3 separate regions of the Homo sapiens genome follow, and all the other regions are linked to region 1. A link is a contact called in ENCODE Hi-C data. All regions are on one chromosome and are shown on one strand. Each heading gives the region's core, a stretch centred on a gene start or an enhancer-like site at or near the end of the contact. The rest is flanking DNA. Distances are from core to core; before and after follow the strand shown.

Region 1 (3,275 bases), core at 1-2,500:
AGATCCCGTATCAATAAAAAAGGAAAGAAAAGAAATAATGCTTGTAGAGCGTTCGGCACAGTGTCGGGTTATACTGTAAACATTCAGTAGTTGGCGCTAGTTATTAGAGCGGTGTTCCTGGATGAGCCACCTCCATGTTGAGCCTGTAAAACTGGCCTAATATGTTCTCTATGAGTCACTGCATTGCTCTGCAAATCAGATAAAACGTCACTCGTAGGTCAGTTATTAACAACCCCACTGATAATCTTTGGAAAAAACTGACATAATTTTCTTTTTCTTTTTTTTTTGGTGAGACGGAGATTTACTCGTTGCCCAGGCTGGAGTGCAATGGCGCGATCTTGGCTCACCGCATCCTCCGCCTCCCAGGTCCAAGCGATTCTCCTGCCTCAGGCTCCCGAGTAGCTGGGATTACAGGCATGTGTGACCACGCCCGGCTAATTTTGTATTTTTAGTAGAGACGGGGTTTCACCGTGTTGCCCAGGCTGATCTCGAACTCCTCACCTCAGGTAATCCGCCCGCCTCGGCCTCCCAAAGTTCTGGGATTACAGGCGTGAGCCACTGCGCCCGGCCAGAAACTGCCACAATTTTCTAAAGAGGAAAAAAAAATCCCTTCTAAGCTATCCCCTCCCGACGAGACCCTTCCTGTTCCTTTAAAATGGGCCGGGCAGCAGAAAGACGAGTGAGTGACAGCAGACAGGCCAATCAGAAGCGGCCCCGTCTCGGGCCCACCCCGAGGCCTGGCCCAACCGCGTCCCGGTAGCTCCCGGAATAGGAGCGTTGCGAGACGGTCGGTTCCAAGTGGGCCTGGGCGCGGGGGAGAGGCGGGTCTGTCCTCGGGAACTGCAAGGCCCTGTGAGCGGGAGGACTGGGATCCCGGCCGCGGCTGCTGGAAGCGTCGAAGCTCAGCGGGGCCGCGGACACTGACCTGTGCTTAGAACTCATCCTGGCCCGCAGAGCCTGCCGCGAGTCCCTGGCGTCCCCTGTGGCGGGCTCTTGGAGCCACTTTCCCGAGCGGAAGTCAGCCCGCGGCTCGGACTCCGGCGGGACCTGCTCGGAGGAATGGCGCCGCCGGGTGAGGAGTTGCGCGTGGCTTTGGGGAGAGGGCTGTCGCCCGCGGGAGGTTACTAGTCGCCGCTCGAGAGCCGGCCAGGCGGGATCCCCTTCCCCTGCGGGACAGGGGCATGGGCACAAGCTCTGGCTGGGGCGCTCTCGGATCGAGGGTCCGAAGGAGGGCTGCGAGCTGGTGGGAGTGCCCGCGACCTGGCGGGGTTGGTGCCTGGGGGAGGGGTGCAGCGCGGAGCTACGGGTCGCCCCGAGGCTCAGCCGTGGGGACCGCGGACGCGCTTAGCCTAGGTCTGGCCTCATTCATTTCACTCGCGCGGGCTTCTGGGCCAGGCGGCCTAAGGTTCTGGTCCCGGCGCTGCCCCTTACTCCGTGTGAGGTTTTGGGCAGATTGTCCTTCTTTGTGCTGTAGTTTCCCATTCAGTGAAAGGGGCAAAGAAAACCCTCACTTCTCTCTGGGAGCCTGGAGCATAAGTTCTCAAGTGACACTCTAGGTGCAAACTTGCAGTCGGCCACGTATTCATTGTGTAACCCAAAGCAGGTTACTTAACCCCTCTACACCTCAGTTTCTCATCTGTAAAATAAGTTAGTCAAATTAGTCACGTTATCTGCCTCGTTGAGTTGCTTTATTAAGTGAAATAATCTTCGTGCTTAGTTTAGAACAGTGCATGGCCCTAGGTAAGAACTAAGTTAACTGCATTGGAAGTTACTGAGTAGACGCTGTGCAGGGTGGAATTTCATGTAGCCTCATCGTAACTTTGGAAGCATGTACTCTTGTTACTACCATTTGACAGATGAGAAGTTGGAATCCCACGGAAGGGAACTTACTTGCCCAGGGTGACACATGAATGAGTCAGTGGCTCACCGTTTCATTATTTGAGAAGTTCAGGATAGTAAAGTGGTTAAAAGCAGACTTTGGATTCAAATTGCCTGAAGTTTGATTTTCAGTGATGTGTCCTAGGGCAGGTAACTACTTCTGAGCCTTACTTTCCTGGTCTGTGAAATGCAGAAAATAGCCACCTTGCTTAGATGTTGTGAGGATTTAATGATTTGGTGTGTGCAAAGCACAGCATAGCGTGGGCATACCTAACATATTAAGTGCTCAACTTTTAGTCAGAAAAGTTACTGCTCTCGTTAACATGGAGTGAGAAGATTAGGATTCTGACACAGGTGCTGTTTTAGGGGAATTTACGGTCTAGGTGGGAAAATGCTAGTCGCAGCCATTCACTAGATCTTCATATATTGGGTACCCGCCTGTGCACAAGGCATTGGGGATTCAGCATTAGTATCTTGACTCCGCTCTCTCTTAGGTCTTTCTGTCCATTAGCAGTTTCTGATAGGCTTTGACTTTGAATTCTAGCCAGACTAACTCTCATCACTTCTCATCATGTTCACTGCTGTTGCCCTGGTTTGGGCCACCATCATCTTCTGGCTTGGATTATGGCGGTAGTCTCCCAACTGGTGTCCCCTGCTCTGTCCTTGCACCTGCATGGTCTGTTCTCCACACAGTATTGTTTATTCTCAACACAGTAATACCATTAGAGTGTAAGTCAAATCACTCCTCTGCTTAGAACTTTCCAGTGGTCTCCAGCCGGGTGCGGTAGCTCACGCCTGTAATCCCAGCACTTTGGGAGGCTGAGGCGGGCGGATCACGAGGTCAAGAGATCAAGACCATCCTGGCCAACATGGTGAAACCCCGTCTCTACTAAAAAGACAAAAATTAGCTGGGCATGGTGGCACGTGCCTGTAGTCCTAGCTACTTGGGAGGCTGAGGCAGGAGAATCGCTTGAACCCGGGAGGCGGAGGCTGCAGTGAGCCGAGATCGCGCCACTGCACTCCAGCCTGGCAACAGAGCGAGACTCTGTCTAAAAAAAAAAAAAAGAACTTTCCAGTGGCTTCCACTACGGTGGTATACAAGGCCCTCTGGATTTGTCCTCTGCTACCTCTGTTACCTCATCTACTTCTTACCCTTTGCTTATTCCACTCAAGCTGTACTGTCCTTGCTGATCTCAAAAAACACTGTATGTGTACATACTCCTGATTCAGAATGTTTGCATTTGGTTTTTCTTTTCTTTTTTTTTTTTTTTTTTGAGACAGAGCCCCAGGCTGGAGTGCAGTGGCACGATCTCAGCTCACTGCCCACTCTGCTTCCCAGATCAAGTGATTCTCGTGCTTCAGCCTCCCTAGTAGCTGGGATTACAGGCCAAGTCACC
Region 2 (3,275 bases), core at 248-2,747, 1.8 Mb after region 1:
ACAAAAGTGAGAATACAGTTCCTAGACTACAAGGGGGAATGTTTAAGTTGGATAGATAATTTAGAGCTAGCCCTTTAAGGGATAAAGATAATTTAAAGGATGGATGGAGAATTCTAGGCCGAGGGACTAACAGATATTGAGTCCCTACATTAATTACTATAAAAATAAATCAAAGAAGATTCTTACATGAACCTATGCAGGTAAATTCAGATTTTTTTCCCCCTGGTGGATTTGCTCTGAGTTGAGGTAATGAGAGCTAACATTGATTCAGTGCCTGCTATGTTTTGCACTGTTAGGTACTTTACATGTTATCTCATGTAATACCTCTTTAAACCTCATTTTACAACTAAAATTAAATGACAGCTAGGAGCTAGGAAATGGCAAAGTTACGATTCCAAGTCTGGACTGGTTGTCCACAAAAGCCCCTGCTCTTGCCATAATGATGCCACTTCTTTCAAAGAATTCAGAATTTTCTTCACAGCTTTAAAAATGCATAGATTCTGAAGCCTCTCACTTCCTTCCAATTAGTTGCCTACCTAGAAAGTTATTTCCTCCACTTGAGCTCATCACCCCTTCTTAGCGCTCCTTTGGATTACTGTAATTTCTTTTTCTTTGACCTCACCTTTCGTCTGATGGATTAGTGTAATCTTTCCCAAATTTGTTAATCTGAAGAATTCAGGAGCTTCTCAAAATGCAGGTTCCCAAGCCATGCTCCAGGACATCGATTCAGAATTGGATCAAGGCCTAGAATCTGTGTTTTTAACAAGCATTTGACTCAAGGGTATCAAATTGGAGGAAGCACTGAGTTGGTGGACTACCTTAATTGATCTACCCATTTTCAGTCTCTTCTGCCAACCCATTCGCTCCACCCCACCCCCAGTCCGTTTTTCCGTTTTGCCCTCAAGGTCCCTGAAGACTTCCATATCATTTCGCATTGTTTTATTTGGGGCACTGTGCCGCACTACCTGGGCCCACAGCAGGCGCGCAATATTTACTGACAAATACAACCCACGAGGTAGTTCCTATTATTACCCTTCAATTTGAAATTGAGAATAAAACAGAAGTCGACAAGTTGAGGTAGCTTGTGACATCAGTATTTCGTATTTAATCCAGAAAGCACTGCTTCAACGCCCAGTGCGTGCAAGGTTCCACTCTCGGGCCAGCGGTCCTCTCCCAAAGCCCGTTCTTCCTAAGTGTGCGGCCGCCATCCAGGACACGCCACGCTCGTAAAAGGTCACCTGAAGCATCTACCCTCCACGCTCAAGAGGTAGGCGGAGGAGCGCGCCCTTTTCTCCAAAATGGCTGAGCAGGGTCACGTGGGCTCGGGGGCGGGGCCGGTGCGCTCGCCGGAGCCTGGAAGTGGGTCACGTGGCTCAGACGGGGGCGGTAGCTGTGGGGGCGTGGCCGTCACACGGCGCGATCCGTCTGGGCAGCGGCTCTTCGGGGGCCACGCCCTCCGGGCCCTGGGGGCCTAGCGCGCGACGGTGGGGTGGAGCTAGCCTCGTGACCTTTTACCCCAACATGGCTGCGCCCGTGGGACCGGTGAAGTTCTGGCGACCCGGTAAGGCCCTTGGTGGAACGCTGGGCAGATGCGGCGGCCTGACTTCGGTCTTGGCGCCGCGGCCGGCGCCCTGGGGCCAGCAGACCTGCTCGCAGGCCTGACCTCGGCGAGCTGGGCGCTGCCGCCTCTGTGCGGGGGGAGCTCTGGCTCAGGCTCCCCAGTGGTCCCGAGGGATTTGGGGGTGCTCCCCTAGCGTGAGCAGAAACTCTTTGTGACCTTGTTAAAGTGGTCCAGCCTCCTCAGGCCTCGTCTTCCTCGTTACTGATGCTTGTCCTGCCCACCCCGCGAGATGGGGAATCCTAAAGCTCCCTCTCGTGTCTCGTTAGCGCCCTGGGGTTGCGCTGTGGCCCGACAGACAATGCTGCTCGCTGCTGGAGGCTTGCAAGCCCAAGTTATGGAGTCAGACTGTCCGGGTTCGAATTTTCGTCTCTGCCTTGTAGTAGGGTGACCTTGGGCGAGTCACTTAATGCCTCTGAGCCATGACTTCTTTACCTGTAAAGTGGGCAGAACAATAGCTTCTATGCTGTGGGCTTAAATGACAAGCAGAACGCGTTGTCAGACTTAGAATAAATGCTCAAAAAAAGGGAAAGTGTGTTATTTTCTTTTAGGATAATTGTTGTCCACTCCGAATGTCTACTAGAAAAGGGAACAGTCCTTCATATTGGCTGCCAGCCACTTCCTCTCTTACAGACTAACACGAATCACAATCACAAAATGCTTTACTTGTTTTGTCTTGATATTTACTCATTAATCAGGTTTTTACTGAATGTGCATATGCCAGACCGTACTAGATGCATTACTTCCTCTCTGCAAACAGTTTCTTGTAAAAAACAAAAGTTTTTAAATTACAGCTACCAGCTTGATTTTTTTCTACCACCTGCACCCCTGCAGGTCTGGATGTGCAAAGTATATTGCAGCAAAAATGAAATGACACCAAGAATGTAATATAAGCAAAGCTTTTAATTTTTCAGTGGTTCTCTGAAATTCTGACCATGCATATAAGTGATGTGAGAGATAAACCCAAGCAAGAGATATGTTTAATGCTTTTTAAAAATTTGTAGTCTGTCACTTGACAGTTTTATGGTTCAGCATTTCAAGTCATCAGCCAATTATCCATCCTGAGTTTTATTTGCATCCAAAACTAGGAACTTACTAAGTAATGAATACTTTTAATTTATTCACGCTTTTAGTAACAGGTGAAAGTGTTAGGTATAATAAAGAGCTGAATTAATTGTTTGAAATCAGACCAGGGTACTATTTTGGTTAAAGAACGTGGAATTACTCTTAAGAGTTCTATTTCATTATTTAGTTCATCCATTGAGGGTACACTTATTGAAAACCTAATCCTGTGTTCAGGAGACAAATACAGATGCTCAGGGCTCTGCTCTCAAGTTACTGTCTCTCTCTTAATTGAATATAAAGTTAGATGTCCTCTAGAAGAGATTTTACAATGAGACAGAGTAAGGTGGTGGTAAAGAAGATGAGCTCTAGAGTCAGACTGCAGTGCCCATCATGTCTACCACTTACTAAGTTGATGACTTGATAGTCACTTAAATTCTCAAAGTCTCAGTTACTCCATCTGTAAATTGGGTATAATACCTACCCTACCCAAAGTAGTGTTGTGAGGTTTAAATGAGAATAACACACAACAGGATCTTGGCACTAGATAGGTTACTATTATAATTATATGGAAGTATGGAAGAGGGAGGGAAAG
Region 3 (3,275 bases), core at 401-2,900, 1.6 Mb after region 1:
TATCTGAACAATGGACGTGTGTTGAAAGACAACACAACCTGATTTTTGCCACTGGGCTGGCTCCCAATCTGGTTTAGGTGTGTTAACAGGCTGGGCCCGTCGTCTCAAGCCTGTAATCCCAGCACTTTGGGAGGCCGAGGCAGGCGGATCACTTGAGCCAAGGAGTTCGAGACCAGCCTGGCCAACGTGGCGAAATCCCGTCTGTATTAAAAATAAAAAAAATTAGCTGGGTGTTGTGGAGCATGCCTGTAATCCCAGCTACTCGGGAGGCTGAGGCAGGTGAATTGCTTGAACCGGGGATGTGGAGGTTGCAGTGAGCCAAGATCACACCACTGCACTCCAGCCTGGGTGACAGAGCCAGACTCCGTCTTAAAAAAAACAAACAACAACAACAACAAACACTGTTAATAGAGGTTCTTGAGATAAGTTAGGAGTTTCATTTCTCGCTTACAATATCTTTTGTAACTAATTTGATTTTATCTCTCAAACTGAAGTGTTATAGACCTGGTAGAGTAGATTCAAGGCAGCTGCTCTATTCTTTTTCTTCTTTCAAAATGGTTATGGCCAGCATGGGCAACATAGTGAAATCCCTTCTCTACTAAAAATATAAAAATTAGCTGGGCGTGGTGGTGCACGCCTGTAATCTCAGCTACTTAGGAGGCTGAGGCGGGAGAATCACTTGAGTCCAGGAAGTCGAGGCTGCAGTGAGCCGAGATCGCCCCACTGCACAAAAAAAGGTTGTAGTAAAACAACTGCTCTAATTCTTACCCCCTTAGCTAGTGAAAAGATGGAAATGCGACAGGATAGAGCGCGACGAGTGCTTTTAGGGCTAAAACTGAGTGGGTCACACACATGGCCTCCTCTCCCACCCGCTCCTGGCCAGAATTTAGTCACATGAGCGCATCTAGATCGCAGCCAGACGGATGGCCACGTGGGAGTGGGAGGTGATGCCACTAAAAGAGAGGGAATGCTTGGGGAACAATCAGCAGTCTTTTCTCAGGGTTTGAGAAAACACTGTGTCTTAGTGAGAAGACACAGTCTGTGCGAGTTAGTAAAGTGAACAGAACTGAGTAGTCAGCTCCCTAGTCAAGAAATTGAACAGTCGGCAGAGTTTGAGATTTCTTAACGTAAAGGAAGCGTCAAAAGATAAAGGACCCTTCTAGCCAGGACGCAAGACTGAGGGCGAGACAGCCACGCGGAGGCGGGGCCGCCGGCGGTCGAAGGTGCGCGCCCGGCCGACGGTGCGCGCCCGGCCGACGGTGCGCGCCCGGCAATGGGGCGTGGCCAGGCAGAGAGGCGGGGCTCCACCGAGCGCGGCGCTGAAGCTGGCAGCCAGAAAGGGGCGGGGCCTGGCGGCGATAGGCTTTGGGGCGGGGCTTCCAAACCGGGCGTCCCGGCTAGAGTGAAGGGGCGTGGGCACTCATAGGCTATTGGGGGAGAGGTTAAGAAACGTAGAATTTCGCAGCCAGAATGGGTACGTCTCAGCGATCCTGAAAGCAGCCTTGACAGCCAGAGGCGAGTCAAGTGGAAAGGCTGGCCGGGCTTCGAGAAGGGAGGGGGCATCGAGGTACTTAAAGGCCTGAATCGCGCGGCGTGACGTCGGGGGCGCGGTTTCGCGGCGTCTGGGCGGACACTGCGCCGAGGGGCGGGGCTGGACGCGCGCTCCAAGATGGCGGCGAACGTGTTCCCGTTCCGCGACGCCCGTGCCGCACCGGACCCAGTGCTGGAGGCCGGCCCGGTGGCACACGGGCCACTGCCGGTACCGCTGGTGCTGGACAACGGGTCGTTCCAAGTCCGCGCTGGCTGGGCGTGTCCCGGGCAGGACCCAGGTCCCGAGCCGCGCCTGCAGTTCCGCGCGGTGTGCGCCCGCGGTCGTGGCGGGGCACGGGGCGCGTCGGGCCCGCAGGTGGGGAACGCTCTGGGCAGCCTGGAGCCACTGCGCTGGATGCTGCGCTCGCCCTTCGACCGCAACGTGCCGGTCAACCTGGAGCTTCAGGAGTTGCTGCTGGACTACAGCTTCCAGCACCTGGGTGTCTCCTCACAGGTGAAGGGCGGAGTAGGCTGGGCTGGGCTGGGTTTGAGGGGAGGGGTGCGGTCTCGTCTCCGCTCACTCTGCTCTCGGAGAGGTAACAGTCACTTCAGTAGCTCCGATTGTCTTTTAGTCGACCAGATGCTAGGCGCTGTGGGTGTAGCAGCGAATAAAATGCTGCTCCTTGTATCTTGGAGCATACCTTTGGGCATATATGCTTGTTTGTTAAGAAGCCCATTTATTAACAAATACGTATTGAGCACTTACTCTGTGTCAGGCACTTTTTAGGCATTTGGAGTACATGTGTGAACACAAAACTTCCTGTGCTTATGGAGCTGTTAATACTATGGAAAGATATTCTAGTATGAAAAGGCAGACAGTAAACATAGAAATAGTAGATTCTACGCCGTGATAGGAGAGGAGGGAGTTACATTTTTTCAGTAAGATGGTCAGGGTAGGACTCGTGAAGGTGATGTTTGAGCAAGGACTTGAAGGAGGTGATTCAGGTAGCAAGCCATGTGAATATCTGAAGGAAAAACGGTCCAGGCAGAGGGAGCAGCCAGTAAAAAGGCCCCGAGGCAGGAGTGTGCCCTAATCCTAACTGCAAGGCTGCCTGTGTGAGGGGGAGAGTAGTACCTGAAAGAGGATGTCAGAGAGGTAGTGGAGAGGCAGATCACACACCTTATAGGCTTTTACTGAGTGAAATGGGGAGCCATGGCAGGGTGTTGAGCTGAAGAAGGACCTGACTTGTGTTTTAAAAGGATCACTATTACTGCTGTATGGAGAATGAATTGTCTTGGATCATAGGGTGGAAACAGGGACGAGTTAGGAGGCTGTTGGAATAACCCAGGTAAGGGATGATGGTGGCTTAGATGAGGCAGATAGCAGGGAATGTCATTAGAAGCAGTTGGATTCTGGAAATACTTTGAAGATAGAGCCAACACGATTTGCTGACAGTTTGGATGGGACCTTGACTTAATAACTTAAATTGACTCTACTTTCGTATTTTCAAGTAAAGATGAGATGGGAGTTTTATAATCGCCTCTGATCAGGTTTTTGATTAAGAAGCCAAAAGCAAATTCAGTCCTGCAATAAGGATTTTGGGTTCTTTTATGCTTCAAAAAGAGTATTCTGTTACCACTCATTTATTTGCCCTTTTCTTTCAAAGTAGGGCTGTGTTGATCATCCCATAGTTTTGACAGAAGCTGTGTGCAACCCACTGTATTCACGGCAAATGATGTCTGAG

The links. Hi-C counts contacts between places; a loop is a spot of excess contacts on that map. Pooled maps may share reads with other maps.
Region 2: a pooled map shows a loop between it and region 1 (7-fold over the local background). The contact joins the promoter of DHX35 here to the promoter of MROH8 in region 1. A Hi-C loop is called at or near these places in 4 of 50 pooled maps.
Region 3: a pooled map shows a loop between it and region 1 (8-fold over the local background). The contact joins the promoter of ACTR5 here to the promoter of MROH8 in region 1. A Hi-C loop is called at or near these places in 5 of 50 pooled maps.

Annotation. Positions count from the first base shown.
Region 1 is chr20:37,178,298-37,181,572 of GRCh38, forward strand. MROH8 (maestro heat like repeat family member 8) reads right to left here and starts at 1,251. Exons shown (of 25, transcript NM_152503.8): 1 at 1,092-1,251; 2 at 926-1,090. The coding sequence starts at 1,183. RPN2 (ribophorin II) reads left to right here and starts at 1,033. Exons shown (of 17, transcript NM_002951.5): 1 at 1,033-1,072. The coding sequence starts at 1,060. RefSeq lists enhancers at 591-1,150, 659-738, 1,089-1,138, 1,151-1,708 and a silencer at 1,259-1,308.
Region 2 is chr20:38,960,847-38,964,121 of GRCh38, forward strand. DHX35 (DEAH-box helicase 35) reads left to right here and starts at 1,498. Exons shown (of 22, transcript NM_021931.4): 1 at 1,498-1,561. The coding sequence starts at 1,522. RefSeq lists a silencer at 1,363-1,482 and an enhancer at 1,523-1,832.
Region 3 is chr20:38,746,810-38,750,084 of GRCh38, forward strand. ACTR5 (actin related protein 5) reads left to right here and starts at 1,651. Exons shown (of 9, transcript NM_024855.4): 1 at 1,651-2,044; 2 at 3,201-3,275. The coding sequence starts at 1,670. RefSeq lists silencers at 1,127-1,396, 1,697-1,886 and an enhancer at 1,247-1,748.